Regions from separate parts of the Homo sapiens genome. Here region 1 is linked to region 2. A link is a contact called in ENCODE Hi-C or POLR2A ChIA-PET data. All regions are on one chromosome and are shown on one strand. Each heading gives the region's core, a stretch centred on a gene start or an enhancer-like site at or near the end of the contact. The rest is flanking DNA. Distances are from core to core; before and after follow the strand shown. Region 1 overlaps MARCHF3 (membrane associated ring-CH-type finger 3). Region 2 has its middle 62 kb from the start of LMNB1-DT.

The links. A loop is a pair of places that touch in the nucleus more often than their neighbours do. ChIA-PET counts read pairs that join two places held with the same protein, here RNA polymerase II (POLR2A). Pooled maps may share reads with other maps.
Region 1: a loop to region 2 is called in a pooled map, with 2.1 times the contacts of the local background. The contact joins two enhancer-like sites. A Hi-C loop is called at or near these places in 1 of 50 pooled maps. POLR2A ChIA-PET finds 5 or more read pairs at or near these places in 2 of 52 experiments (HEK293 and activated T-cell).

Annotation. Positions count from the first base shown.
Region 1 is chr5:126,982,690-126,989,885 of GRCh38, forward strand. All of the region lies in intron 1 of MARCHF3 (membrane associated ring-CH-type finger 3), which reads right to left. Among named protein-coding and RNA genes, the nearest start is that of MARCHF3, 44 kb to the right of the region's middle. RefSeq lists enhancers at 5,458-5,537, 5,548-5,727. Within about 2 kb of position 5,567, at least 7 of the 41 ENCODE cell types and tissues checked have a DNase peak (open chromatin) inside an H3K27ac peak, as active enhancers do.
Region 2 is chr5:126,710,541-126,718,193 of GRCh38, forward strand. No RefSeq gene overlaps it. Among named protein-coding and RNA genes, the nearest start is that of LMNB1-DT, 62 kb to the right of the region's middle. Within about 2 kb of position 2,616, at least 2 of the 41 ENCODE cell types and tissues checked have a DNase peak (open chromatin) inside an H3K27ac peak, as active enhancers do.

The DNA.
Region 1 (7,196 bases), core at 4,317-6,816, 280 kb after region 2:
GGGGCACATCAACTCTCTACTCTAGATTTTCACATTTGTAAAATGGGATAAATGCACCTTCACAGAAATACTCTGAGCACTAATTAGATCAAATGTGAAGTACAAAGTAGAGTACAAAGCTCAGAGATGGGAGTTGAATTGGGGTATATATGCCTTGTTCTGAATTGTTTTTGTTATACCACTAATGTGGTTGTCTCCCACAAGGTCCAGGTTAGGGTGACTCCTTTGATAAAAGGCAAAATAGCTGAGCTGACTGAGCATACTGGGGACCTTACAGCTAATCCTGACATAGGTGCACAGCTGGGCCCCAGCATTTTATGTTGTTTTCATTTCTTAAAAGATAGGAGAAGCAGTGGCGCATGGAGGGAGTAGGGAGTATGGGGTCAGCTGTGCACTCCTCTGTTGTGCTTCTATCTTCCCTCTGCAAGAGAAGAGCTGGCTTAACCATGCAGAGGAATCACATCGCTGGATGCCACCGGACACTGCTCCAGCAGTCCCCACAGGTCCCAGAAGGGAGTTGGCTTTGGCTTCACAAGAATGCTGCCTGTTTTTCAGTAAATGAAGGGACAGATGATCCTTCTTAAAAATCGGCTCCAGGAGGGCAGGGAAGGGGTGGGCAGGCGATCTGGTGGGCCTTGGTGCCTCCGTCCCTATCAGGGGACAGGAACTAGCCCTCTGCCCATGACCAGGCTTTCCTGAGTCTTTGAGGCCACAGACTGGTCACTTCCTCAGCACAAGATCATGTATCAGAAACAGGGACAGAGCAGCTCAGAACTTTGACTTAGGGCAGGGATCTAAATATGGCAGGACTCAAATTCTCTCTTTTGGATATCAGCAAAGGCTCTCGGAACTGTCAGCAGGCTCAGAATGCAGACCTCATGAAGAGCTAACTTTGGACTAGAACAGCAATTTACTCGGGGCCTCAAATCCAACCTTGCTACCAATTTATGATTTATGATGCTGAGGTCAGTCCACTGGGGCTCAGACGGCTGAGGAGCCAGGTCCCTCGCTTTCCAACTTGTCCCTTCCCTCATCCCTGACACTTAACGGGAGGCAAATCAGAAGGAGCGCAGGATGCAAAGGGTTCTCTCAGAAGAGGCCTATACCAAAGCAAAGAGGCAACCAAAGGAGAACATGGGAAGTCTGTGTTCCTCTATCTTTTTCTTATCTCCAGCTTCCTTCATCTTTTTCATGTTTAGTGTTGGCTATTTTTTCCCAACTCCAACATTGAGAAATTAACTGGAAAATACAGAAGCCACTATCATACAACTAAGAGAGAGAAGTTATTAAGCCAGGTTGTAGCAAAAGATTAAAACCTGCTTGTGATCTACAGCTAACTGGATAGGACTGGGGTGGGGGGATATTATGCAATGCTAATGTGGGATCTCGCAATTTTAGGGGGTTGTGGGAAAAGACAATGCCTGGATTTCCAAGGGCATGGGGGTGCTACTGTCTTTTGAGCCATGCCATTCCCTGAGAAGGCAATGTGCCATCCTTTAAGAGGACAGTGGTTCTAGGACAGGCCACGTGGACTGATGAGGAGGAAGGGGGTTGAGGAAAACTTCTGGAGATACTCTATATTCAGAGAAACTCTAGAATAAACCAAACCAGCATAAAGGTACTTAGGAAATAAGCAGGACAGGCACCCCTTCTACAGCAGGACAGGGGGATGTGGAAGGGAGTAAGGAAAGCCAAGCAGGTTAGGTCCAGCCAAGGGGGTAGTATACTGGAGAAAAAGTACAGGAGGTCACGTCCCACAGGTTGAGGTCCATAGGGGAACCAGTAGGAAACAGGATCAGCACAGAATCCAACCTAGGCCTCAAGTTAAAACAGAAGGAGGTGGCGAGAGCTGGGCTTCCAGGGCGGGCCCCTGAGAGCCAGCCACTCTCTTTAAACATTCTTGGGTCATGGGTCTCTTCTAGGATACAAGAAAAACTATAGAGTCACCCCGCCAAGAAAATGCACTGATGCTCACATAATTCTGCTTTTCACTTCTGGGGATTCACAGGTCCCTGAAAGCCAAGCCACAGACTGGAGATTATGAACCCCAGGTCCAGAGGATACTCCTATGCACTGAAGAAAGAGGAGTGATAACAGGAAATACTTGGAGGATTATTTAATCCTTTAAACCTCTGGAAAACTAAGTGGAATAATATGAGGTCTGGCCTGAAACTGGTCTGAATAATACATAATTTGCAGCAAAGATTAGTTAGGCACTTAAGCTGTCAGTGAGTGCATGACTCTAGTGGAAAGGTGGGAGCTGGGAGGCTGGGTGGGAGGCCTCAGAGGCAGCCCTGGAAAAAAGAGGAATAACGAAAAATTGAGAAGTCAAAGGTGGGTGTGAGTGGTGAGGAAACTCTCCCTACTCTCCCCCAGGTGGTGGTGGGAGAAATTTAATTCAGAACAATGGTGAATGGACCTGGAGGATGGGGATTTCCTTTGGGGGGACTACTCTTGGCTTTTGTAACATGCATTTCATACTAAATTAAGGCATATGGTATGCCTACAAAAAAAGGAAAAAATATTTATTTGTGACAGTGAGCCAGGATTTACATTGAAATGCTGCTCTTTTTCTTTTTCTAAAACAGAGGCATTATTACTTTTCATCTGGTCATTTAATTAAACCACAATCTGACTTTTGAAAAGATGCATTTTGGGAAGAATGGGAGGGACAGGGTTACAGTTCTGTGTGCTCTTAGTGAATCATATGATGGGTTTAATTTGATGTGTTTGTGTAAATACTAGATAAAAAAATACTTTTTTTAATCTGGATGAACTTTTATTTTTTTTTTTTTTTTGAGACGGAGTCTCACTCTGTCGCCCAGGCTGGAGTGCAGTGGCACGATCTTGGCTCACTGCAACCTCCCCCTCTTGGGTTCAAGCAATTCCCCTGCCTCACCTCCCGAATAGCTGGGACTACAGGCGCCCGCCACCACGCCTGGCTAATTTTTTTATTTTTTATTTTTTAGTAGAGACAGGGTTTCACCATGTTGGCCAGGATGGTCTCGATCTCCTGACCTCGTGATCCACCTGCATCGGCCTCCCAAAGTGCTGGGATTACAGGCGTGAGCCACTGCGCCCGGCCTACCTGGATGAATTTTTAGAGGTGGTGGGGATACTTGGGTTCTGAAAACACACAGTTGTTTTTGATTCTTAAATACACGTTTGCAGGGAGAGAACCTGACCTTGAGAGTATTTTTCATGCATGACTCTATTTGGTCCCTGGATATAGAACATACAAGGAACACAGTGGGGTGGTTGATCATCCAAGGAAACTCACCTTCTTACAAAAGAGTTTAAATCATTAGCAGAACATGCTCTGCATGTGAATCCATTGCAAGCATATCTAACAGTACTGGGATTTATGGAAATATGTTCATTGTCAAATATTCCCCAAGGATATGTACAGCATAGTGTAACATATGCAAAATAAAGAGCGCAGAAGTAGGAGTCAAAAGACCTGGAGTTTGTAGCAGTCTTGAAACCGTAAGGAAAATGACCTCAGGCAAATTATTAAACATTTCAGACAGGGCCCAAGTGTGCTACCCAAGAAACTAAAAATGCCTGCCACCTCCCTACCTTATAAGTAGCATCAAAAGTGGGCAGGGAGTTAAATACCCACAATTAAAGCATTCAAAATCTCTAAGTATCATATTAACTTATGCCTTTATTATACAAAGCTAAATAATTTTTTGAAAATGTAAGCAATTTTTTGAGCATCTAATTTAGACAAAGTATTGCTCAAGGTAATGTGAATAAACCCTTTAAAAATCGTAGTTTATTATTTTAAAATTAAACTCACAGTATGAAGATTTTAAAAAATATTTCACATTGGATGAACTTACTTCCAAATAAATAGGAAAACAGTTTCATTTAAATAGGTCAGAGTAAATAACATGAATATATAAAAAACTCTAAATAAGTACAATGAGATAGATACCCAAAAATGAACACTGATGAAACTGTCTAGAGTAATATGTAAGGCAAATAAATTTGAGCTAAATCATATGCCTTTTCTCTTTTTTAACCTTAAGAAGACTGCTGACCTTCGTTGACATGCCAGTGTTTGGGAGAGGCACCTGTATGAAAAACTGGGTTCTCTTTAACAAATAAACTTTGATTCTCTGGACTCTAAGAGAATAATACTAAAAGGAAAAAGACATGAGAGTGATGCAATTGGGAGATGAACATCATGAAAAGAAAATTTCAACAAATTTCTGGAGGCCAGGAAGAAGATGGCAAATAGAATAGAATGTATGACAGTTTTATGTGTCAACTTGGCTAGGCTATGGTGGCCAGTTGTTTGGTCAAACACTAGTCTATATGTTGCTGTGAGGGTATTTGTGGATGTGATGAACAGTTACAATCATCTGAATTTAAGTCAATCAGATTACCCTCCATCATATGGGTAGGCCTCATCTAATCAGCTGAAGGCCATAAGGGCAAAAACTGAGCTTTCTTGGAGAAGAAGGAATTCTGCCTCAAGATTGTAACATAGAAAATGAGGAGTTATTCATTAGTGGGTATAAAGTTTCAGTCAAACAAGATGAATATGCCCTAGAAATCCACTGTCATTCTTGTCTTGACATTATCAAGAATAATACAGGGTGTACTTAAACATTTGATACGAGGGTAAATCTCAAGTTTTGTTCTTACCACAGAAAAAAAGAAAGAAAATAAAAAAGACTGTAACATAGAATTCCTGCCTGAGTTTCCAGTCTGCTGGCCTGTGCTATGAATTTGGGACTCAAGACTGCAACATCAACTCTTAACTGAATTTCTGGCATGTCTGCCTGCCCCATGGGTTTTGGACTTCCCAGCCCCCACGACTGCGTGAGCCAATTCCTTAAAACAAATATTTCTCTGTCTTTCTTTCACCCCTCTGCCACTTCCCCATCCCCCAACCCCCACTATGGAGAACCCTACCTGATACAAAGCAAGAATGAAAGAGTCTAGAATATATTGGAGAAAACTTCAGGAAAGTCAGAGGGTGGGAGTGAGCTGTCCAGCAACATGCCAACAAAACCCCAGGCCCACTGGGAAGCTGCAACAGAGACTGGGATTTCAAGTCCGGGTGGAGAAGAGAGAAGTGAACTGAAGTCTGCCTAAGGGACACTGTGGGTACCCCTCACTCTCCTCCCCTACTCCCTGCCTTAGGTCCATGCACTGCACTAGAAACCCATGATTTTACTTGGGGGCCAAATATCAGAGGACTCTTGATCTATAAAGAAATTGAAAAACTGCCTGGATATAGTAGATAACATTAACATTACGGGAAGCCGCATGAGGGACATACAGAAACTCTGTATTATTTTAGTAACTTGTCTCTACGTCTAAAATTAGTTCAAAATAAAAAGTTAAAAAAAACTGTCTAGAAAGAACTAGGAGGGCCAGATTATATGCAAACACTCTAGAGTAAAGCACACCCCGCCCCCGTCAAATCCCCAGGTATTTAAATCCTTTGAATCCCCTTACCACACACACATAAACTCCTGACTAAAATCCAGCCCATTCTCAGTCTTGATCTGAAAGTGAAACTTCCAGGAGACAAGCCCCCCACCCAACATCAAGGTTCCATGCAGATTTCCTATTCATAGGCAGCAATAACAGGAAACCGGATCTACATATATAAGAGCAGGGGAAACCCACACCATCTGTGAAGAAAAATAAAACTCAGCCCCTTGCTCTTAAATACAGATGGATAACCAAAGTTCACCACTCATATCTAAAAACAAAACAGAAACACCAAAGAGAAAAGCCAAGTAATTAAACATGGCCCCTGACTCCTGAAGACACAGACAATTCAGACCACATAAGAGAAGTTTAAAAGAGAACTCATGCTCTGTTTTCACAGGGATTATTAACATCTTGATCTAACAGACAGGAGAGTCAAGATTTAACTACATAAATTGGGACAAGAAATTGAGGTTTAAAACTATTATTTTAAGGTACAAAGATTATCACTAGAAAAGTTAAAATAATAACTATCAGTTGAGGAAGGGAGAAGGATTATGAACAAATAGCAAAAAGGCAAGAGTATAAGCTTATTATTATTATTACTACTATTACATCAGGCAAGTAAACTACTATTACATCAGTGAGCATCTATTACCACAGAGACATGTTGTCCTTGGAAGGGAACCATGGCTTTTCATTATAAGCATTTCTGTGCTATTTTATTTCTTAACCTATATATATACTATTTTCACAAAAACTTTAAAAGGGAATAAAGAAAAGATGTTTCTTCAAAAATATCCTCTCATGGATGAAAGAGGAGATTTTTAAATGTAGTTAACTCCCACTGGCATCAACAACACACTTCATTGAAGAAAAAATGTCTACAATAGGACTAGGCTGAGGTGGGAGGATCACTTGAAGCCAGGAGTTTGAGACCAGCCTGAGCAACATAGTGAGACCCCATCTCTACAAAAATTAAAAAATTAGCAGAGTATCCTCGTGCACACCTGTACTCCCAGCTACTCAGGAAGCTGAGGTGGGAGGATTGCTTGAGCCTAGGTGTTTAAGCCTGCAGTCGGCTATGATCGCACCACTGCACTTCAGCCTGGGTGACAGAGAGAGACCCTGTCTCTAGAATACTACTACTACTACTACTACTAGTACTACTACTACTACTACTACTACTACTACTAATAATAATAATAATATTAGGACTAAAGAGAACCATTTCAAATGTAGGTTTAGAGGCTAAAGCAGTAAGACAATTTGGAAATTTCTACACTAACCACTTTGTTAGAAAGCAAAGGAAGTTTTTTTAAAGAAGAAAATTAAGCAACAATTTAGTTTCCCCTCCCCCTCCCCAGATGCCATGAATCTTGTTCGTGTCTAAGTGCTGGTGCAATGTAAATCTAAGTGGAAAAATGGATAATAGCTCCACAGGCAGGGGCACAGATTCATCTTAACACCTTCCCTCAGCTGGGGAGTGAGATTTGTAGAGTGTTCAGCACTACTGTGATCTGATGAACCATAAATTGTAACACATGTAGAAGAAAGGAGTAGTATCAACATGTATACATTAATCACAATACTTACAGCACATCAATTATAATTATGAACAGTTTCCTATTATATTACACTCTGATCTTCAGTGTCTCTTGCAGCAATATCAAGCTGCTTTTATTGAAAATGAAATCTGGCTGGGTGCAGTGGCTCACGCCTGTAATCCCAGCACTTTGGGA
Region 2 (7,653 bases), core at 1,366-3,865:
TGAAATAGATTCCTCAAACTTTGTTGAGATTTGCTTCATGGCCTACTATGTCAATTTTGAAAATGTTCCATGTGCCTGAAAAGAATGTGAGTTCTCTAACTGTTGGTGCAGGGTTCTATACATGTCCATTTAATCTAGCTTGTTAATAATGTAGTTTAAACCTTAGTAACTTTTTTTTTTTTTTGAGATGGAGTCTCGTTCTGTTGCCCAGGCTGGAGTGCAGTGGTGCAATATCAGCTCACTGCAACCTCCGTCTCCTCGGTTTAAGCGATTTTCCTGCCTCAGCCTCCCTAGTAGCTGGGATTACAGGCATGCACCACCACGCCGGGCTAATTTTTGTAGTTTTTGTAGAGACAGGGTTTCATCATGTTGGCCAGGCTGGTCTCGAACTCATGACCTCAAGTGATCTGCCCGCCTTGGCCTCCCAAAGCACTGAGGATTACAGCCGTGAGCTACCATGCCTGGCCAAATGTATCATTATTCTTGATATATTTGGACTTATTTCTATAAATTCTGTTTACTTTCTTTGCTTTTCTCCCCACTCCTTTCTGCCTTCTGCTAAATTTTTCTGACTTCTGCCTTTCTGCCATACTGCTAAATTTTTCTTTAGGGCTCCATTTGCTTCTACTAGTTTAGAAATTACACATGCTATTTATTTTTCTCACTGGCAATCCCCAAATTTTTAGATACTCACATGTTATTTGACAAAGTCAAAAACTGATGATTCTGTTCACCTCCTGAACAATTCAAGAACTTCGGTGTGCTTTAATTTTTAGTGCATCATTTTCATTTACAAGTTATGGCTACCTAGTATAGAATATCCCTCTTGAACCAAGAGTTATGTAAGAGAGTATTTGTTTTCTTTACACATTTGGATAGAAGAACCTTGTTATTTTGTGATACTGTAAGTCTACTATTATCACATTGCAATTAGAAAATGTGACATATATTATTTCTACTATGTAAATTTTGTTCAGGGTTTTTGTTTTTTGTTTTGAGACAAGGTCTCACTCTGTCACCCAGGCTGGAGTACAGTAAGGCAATCTTGGCTCCCAGGCTCAAGAGATCCTCCCACATCAGCCTCCTGAGTAGCTGGGACTACAGGTGTAGACCACCATGGTTAGCTAATTTTTTTCATTTTTTTGCAGAGACAGTATCTCCCTATATTGCCCAGGCTGGTCTCAAACTCCTGGGCTCAAGCGATCTGTCCACCTGGGCCTTCCAAAGTGCTGGGATTACAGGTGTGAGCCACTGCACCTGGCCTGATTGTTTGATATAATAGACATATCTGGTCTTGGTTCTATGATTTTCTTTTATGTTTTCTGTTTTCATAATTTAATTCTTTCACAATGTAATTTGTTTTCTTTGCTTTTTTGGTAATTCCAGTATTTGCAGAAGTTTGTGTTTTTGTGACATTTTATAATTAAAAATGATTACTTTAGAAAATATGTGTTTCTCAGCCTGTAATCCCAGCACTTTGGGAGGCCGAAGTGGGTGGATCACAAAGTCAGGAGATCGAGACCATCGTGGCTAACACGGTGAAACTCCGTCTCTACTAAAAATACAAAAAATTAGCCAGGCGTGGTGGCCAGCGCCTGTAATCCCAACTGCTCGGGAGGATGAGGCAGGAGAATGGTGTGAACCCAGGAGGCGGAGGCTGCAGTGAGCTGAGATCACGCCACTGCACTCCAGCCTGGGTGACAGAGGGAGACTTTGTCTCAAAAAAAAAAAAAAAAAAATATATATATATATATATATATATTTGCAAATCATGTATCTGTTAAGGGAATTTATCCAGAATATACAAAGGACTTACTGTTCAAATAATAAAAAGACAAAAACTAAATGTAACAATAACGAAGGATTTGAATAGACATTTCTCCAAAGAAGATATATGAATGGCTCATAAACACGTGAAAAGATACACAACATCATTACTCCTAGGGGAATACAAATCAAAAACATGAGATGCCACTTTATACTTTCTATGTTATGGTCTACATATTGTGGCCCCACAAAATTCATATGTTGAAACCCTAACCCCCAATGAGATAGTATTTGGAGATAGAGCCTTTATGAAAGTAATTAGGGTTAATTAGGTCATAAGGATAGGGTCCTGCAAGAAGACAGCCCTCACCTGGAGTCAAACTGATACCTTGATCTTGGACGTCCTAACCTCCAGAACGTGAGAAATTCCTGTTTAAGCCACCCAGTTTATGGTGTGTTTTTGTTTTTGTGTTTTTGTTTTTTTGTTTTTTTGTTTTTTTTAAGATAGAGTCTTGCAGTGTCGCCCAGGCTGGAGTTCAGTGGTGGGATCTGGCTCACTGCAACCTCCATCTCGTCTCCTGGGTTCAAGCAATTCTCCTGCCTCAGTTTCCCAAGTGGCTGGTATTACAGGTGTGCGCCACCACACCTGGCTAATATTTTTTGTATTTTTAGTAGAGACAGGGTTTCACCAGTTTGGCCAGGCTGGTCTCGAACTCCTGACCTCAGGTGATCCATCCACCTCGATCTCCCAAAGTGCTGGGTTTACTGGTGTGAGTCACCATGCCCAGCCAATCTATGATATTTTGTTATGGCAGCTCAAGCTGACTAATACATCCTGGAATAGCTGTAACAAAAAAGATAGATAATAACAGATATTGTTGAAGATGTGGAGAAATTGAAATCCTCAGACATTGCTAGTGGGACTGTACAATGATGCAACCACTTTAGAAAACGGTTTTTCAGTTCCTCAAAATGCTAAACATAGACTTCCTATATGACCCAGCAACTCTACTCCCAAGCATCTATCCAAGAGAAATATGTGGAAGACATATGTACACACAAAAACTTGTACATGAATGTTCATAGAAGCACTATTAATAATAGCAAAAAAGTAAAAATAACCCAAATGTCCATCAACCGATAAACAAAATGTGATATATCCATACAATAAAATATCATTCACTGATGAAAAAGAATGAAGTACCAATACATGCTACAACATGAATTAACCTTGAAAACATGCTAACTGAAATTAGCCAGACAGAAAAGGGCAAATATTGTGTGAGGCCAATTATATGAGACACTCAGAATAGTCCAAATCATAGATGGAGAGAGCAGAATAGTGGTTATCAGGAGCTGTGAGGGAAGGGAAATAGAGTGACTGCTAATGGGTATGGTCTTTTGGAGTGACAAAAATGTTCTAAAATCACGTTGTGGTGATGATGGCACAGCTCTGTGATTATACTAAATTGAATTTGTATTATATATTTTAAACGGTTACCTTTGGACCGGGCATGGTGGCTCACACCTATAATCTCAGCACTTTGGGAGGCTGAGGTGGGTGGATCACTTAAACCTAGGAATTCAAGACCAACCTGGGCAACATGGCCAAACACCATCTCTACCAAAAAAAAAAAAAAAAGCAAAAATTAGCTGGGGTGGTGGCGCACGCCTGTAGTCCCAACTACTTGGGAGGCTGATGTGGGAGGAGCCAGAGGTTGCGGTGAGCTGAGATAGCGCCACTTCACTCTAGCCTGGGCACAGACCCAGACCCTGTCTCAAATAAATAAATAAATAAATACATGGGTACCTTTACGATGTGTAAATTATATCTCAATAAAAATGTTAAAAATGAAAAAGAAGAGATATGCTTTTTAAAAATAAAAAAACATAAACTTCTACAACCTTCAAACATGGAAGCAAGGCAGAAAATATGAAGTGCTGGTGAAGCTGTAGAGGAATTTGGATTCTCATACATTCCTGGTGGGACTATAACTTAGTCCAACAACTTAGGAAAACTTCCTGGCAATATCTACTAAATCTGAATATATATATATATATATATATATATATATATATATATCTTATACCAGAAATTTCACACCTAAGTATACACCAACAAAAAATTATTATAGGCTGGGCATGGTGGCTCACGCCTGTAATCCCAGCACTTTGGGAGGCCGAGGTGGGTGGATCACCTGAGGTCAGGAGTTCAAGACCAGCCTGACCAACATAGAGAAACCCTGTCTCTACTAAAAAGACAAAATTAGCCGGACGTGGTGGCAGGTGCCTGTAATCCCAGCTACTCAGGAGGCTGAGGCAGGAGAATTGCTTGAACCCAGGAGGTAGAGGTTGCGGTGAGCCGAGATCGCGCCATTGCACTGCAGCCTGGGCAACAAGAGTGAAACTCTGTCTCAAAAAAAAAAAAATTATTATATAATTAGATGCCAAAAGACGTGCTAAAATTTTCATGGTAGCACTACCTTTTTTTTTTCTTGAGACGGAGTCTTGCTCTGTCACCAAGCTGGAGTGCATTGGGACGATCTCGGCTCACTGCAACCTCCGCCTCCCGGGTTCAAGCGATTCCCCTGTCTCAGCCTCCCAAGTAGCTGCGACTACAGGCGCATGCCACCACACCCGGCTAATTTTTTGTATTTTAGTAGAGATGGGGTTTCACCATGTTTGCCAGGATGGTCTCGATCTCCTGACCTCAGGTGATCCACCCACCTCAGCCTCCCAAAGTGCTGGGATTACAGGCATGAGCCACCGCGCCTGGCCATGTAGCACTATTTGTAATAGCCTCAAACTGGAAACAATCCAAAAGCCCATCAACAATAAAAGAAAACCAAAATGTGATATAGTTACACAATGGAGCAACATACAGCAGTAAAAAGAAGGAACTACTGACCCACTCAGTCTCAGGAGTCTATGGGAGGATGTGGCTTTACTAAATTAAAAGAGGCTGGGCCTGGTGGCTCATGCCTGTAATCCCAGCACTTTGGGAGGATGAGATGGGCAGATCACTTGAGGTCAGGAGTTTGAGACCAGCCTGGCCAACATGGTGAAACCCCATCTCTACTAAAAATACAAAAATTATCCGGGCATGGTGGTACACATCTGTAGTCTCAGCTACTCGGGAGGCTGAGGCAGGAGAATCACTTGAACCCAGAAGGTGGAGGTTGCAGTGAGCTGAGATCGCACCATTGCACTCCAGCCTGGGTGACAGAGCGAGACTCTGTCTCAAAAAGAAAAAAAAAAAAAAGACTAAATAAAGACTGAGGAAGGTATAGGATCTGGGAAACAAGGATCCAACACAATAGGGAGGCAAAAGGATTCTCCAGAAAGATGATATTGGAAGATTCTCAGGGCAAGAGCTGCTCAGAACAGCTGAGGGTCACCTATCCTGACTAGAACCCATTGGGAAGCTGCAGGAAAGATTTCTTTACAGAGAAGGAACTGACTGAGTGCCTAATGTATTTGATCTTACTGAAACAAGAATTTCAAAACTAGGAGAAAGTTTAGGATTAAGCTGGTAAAAAGTACTATTCAGAGAAAATTATGCAAATGGAGGAAAAAGTTAAGTATGGGGTATGGGAGTGAAGGTGGGGCAGGGAGGAATGTTCCACAGAAGAGGGAGAATATTCACAGGATACCACTTGGCCTAGCAGTGGATAATGTTTACATAGTCATAACATTGAAATGCCGAATTTTTTTCTTTTTCTTTGAGACAGAGTCTTGCTCTATAACCCAGGCTGAAGTGCAATGGCACGATCTTGGCTCACTGCAACCTCTGCCTCCCAGGTCCAAGCAATTCTCTTGCCTCAGCCTCCCAAGTAATTGGGATTACAGGCACACGCCACCAAGCCCAGCTAATTTTTGCATTTTTGGTAGATATGGGGTTTTACCACGTTGGCCAGGCTGGTCTCAAACTTGTGACCTCAAGCAGTCCACCTACCTTGGCTTCCCAAAGTGCTGGGATTACAGGCGTGAGCCACTGCGGCTGGCTGCTGAATATTTTTGTAATTACTTTTACAGGTAACTTTATTTTGAGACAAAGGGAATGAAAAATAGACTTGTATACCAAGGCCAGTGTGTGTGTGTCTGTGTGTGTGTGTGTGTGTGTAAGAGCCCATATTAATTCTTCATCTCCCATACTGTGAAATCACTAGATAACACCCAAAAGGGGAAATTCAAGAAGTGGTATTATAAGCATATTATTTAGAGACATGGTAAGTATCAAAAGAATGAGCAAAAGTAGTTAAAAGCATTGATCTGGGAAATGGGAAATTGAAGTGGGATGTAGGCGGGGTGACTGGTTGGGATGGTGAGGAGCAGCTGGGATTTTTCTTTATAACAAACTATGGAATTTTTTGACTCTACACTGTGTGTGTATATAATTTTTGGAAAAAAGAAACAAAATGAGAGTGATCACTTCTAATATGAGGTTATAGGAAAAAAAAAAGAATGTATAGCCAACTAGTTAAATACTGCCAAGAAAACAGGAAAGGAGCCATTATTACATTTGCTAGCATGGGCCCATTGGTGACACTCGAACAACTTCATTCCACTAATAGGAATTAAAACAGATAGAGATAAACATTAACCACACTTAACTAACATTTTCCCCAAGTATTGCAGATATTTTGTAACATACTTAATTATAAATGTGTTACTTTCATTTTTATGGGTATTCCTTCATCGTACTGAAGTATAGAACCTAAAGGAACTACCCTTATAAATAATTTTAGTTTTTCGTTTTGGTTTTGGTTTGGTTTTTATCTCCCTTTCTTTTTTCTTTTTTTCGAGACGGAGTCTCACTCTGTCGGCAGGCTGGAGTGCAATGGTGCGATCTCTGCTCACTGCAACCTCTGCCTTCTGGGTTCAAGCGATTCTCCTGCCTCACCTGTCGAGTAGCTGGGACTACAGGCACGCGCCACCATGTCCAGCTGATTTTTGTATTTGTATTTGTATTTGTATGTATGTATGTATGTATTTACTTATTTATTTATTTATTTTTGAGACAGAGTTTCGCTCTTGTTGCCCAGACTGGAGTGCAATGGCACGATCTCGGCTCACCACAACCTCCGCTTCCCGGGTTCAAGCGATTCTCCTGCCTCAGCTTCCCGAGTAGCTGGGATTACAGGCATGTGCCAACACGCCCGGCTAATTTTGTATTTTGAGCAGAGAAGGGGTTTCTCCATGTTGGTCAGACTGGTCTTGAACTCCTCACCTCAGGTGATCCGCCCACCTCATCCTCCCAAAGTGCTGGGATTACAGGCATGAGCCACTGCACCTGGCCAATTTTTGTACTTTTAGTAGAGATGGGGTTTCACCATATTGGCCAGGATCGTCTTGATCTCCTGACCTCGTGATCTGCCTGCCTCAGCCTCCCAAAGTTCTGGGATTACAGGCGTGGGCCACTGTGCCCAGCTTATTTCCTTTTCATGGTAAATAATTTTAGTTTGTTGGGTTTTGTTTGTTTTGTTTTGTTTTTGAGACAGCTCTGTTGCCCAGGCTGGAGTGCAGTGGCGTGATCTTGGCTCACTGCAACCTTGGCTTCTTTGGGTTCAAGCGATTCTCCTGCCTCAGCCTCCCAAGTCGCAGGGATTACAGGTGCCCACCACCATGCCTGGCTAATTTTGTATTTTTAGTAGAGACAGGGTTTCACTATGATGGGCAGGCTGGTCTCGAACTCCCAACCTCAGGTGATGCGCCTGCCTCAGCCTCCCAAAGTGTTGGGATTACAGGCGTGAGCCACCGGGCCCAGCCTGGTTTTTTATTAATTACAGGTTATTCACGGCCATTCTCTCTAAAGTCAATTAATTAGTTGTAGAAAGCTTCAAAGTAAGCTAGAGATGAGTTATCCTTTGCTTAGGGGAAGGATTC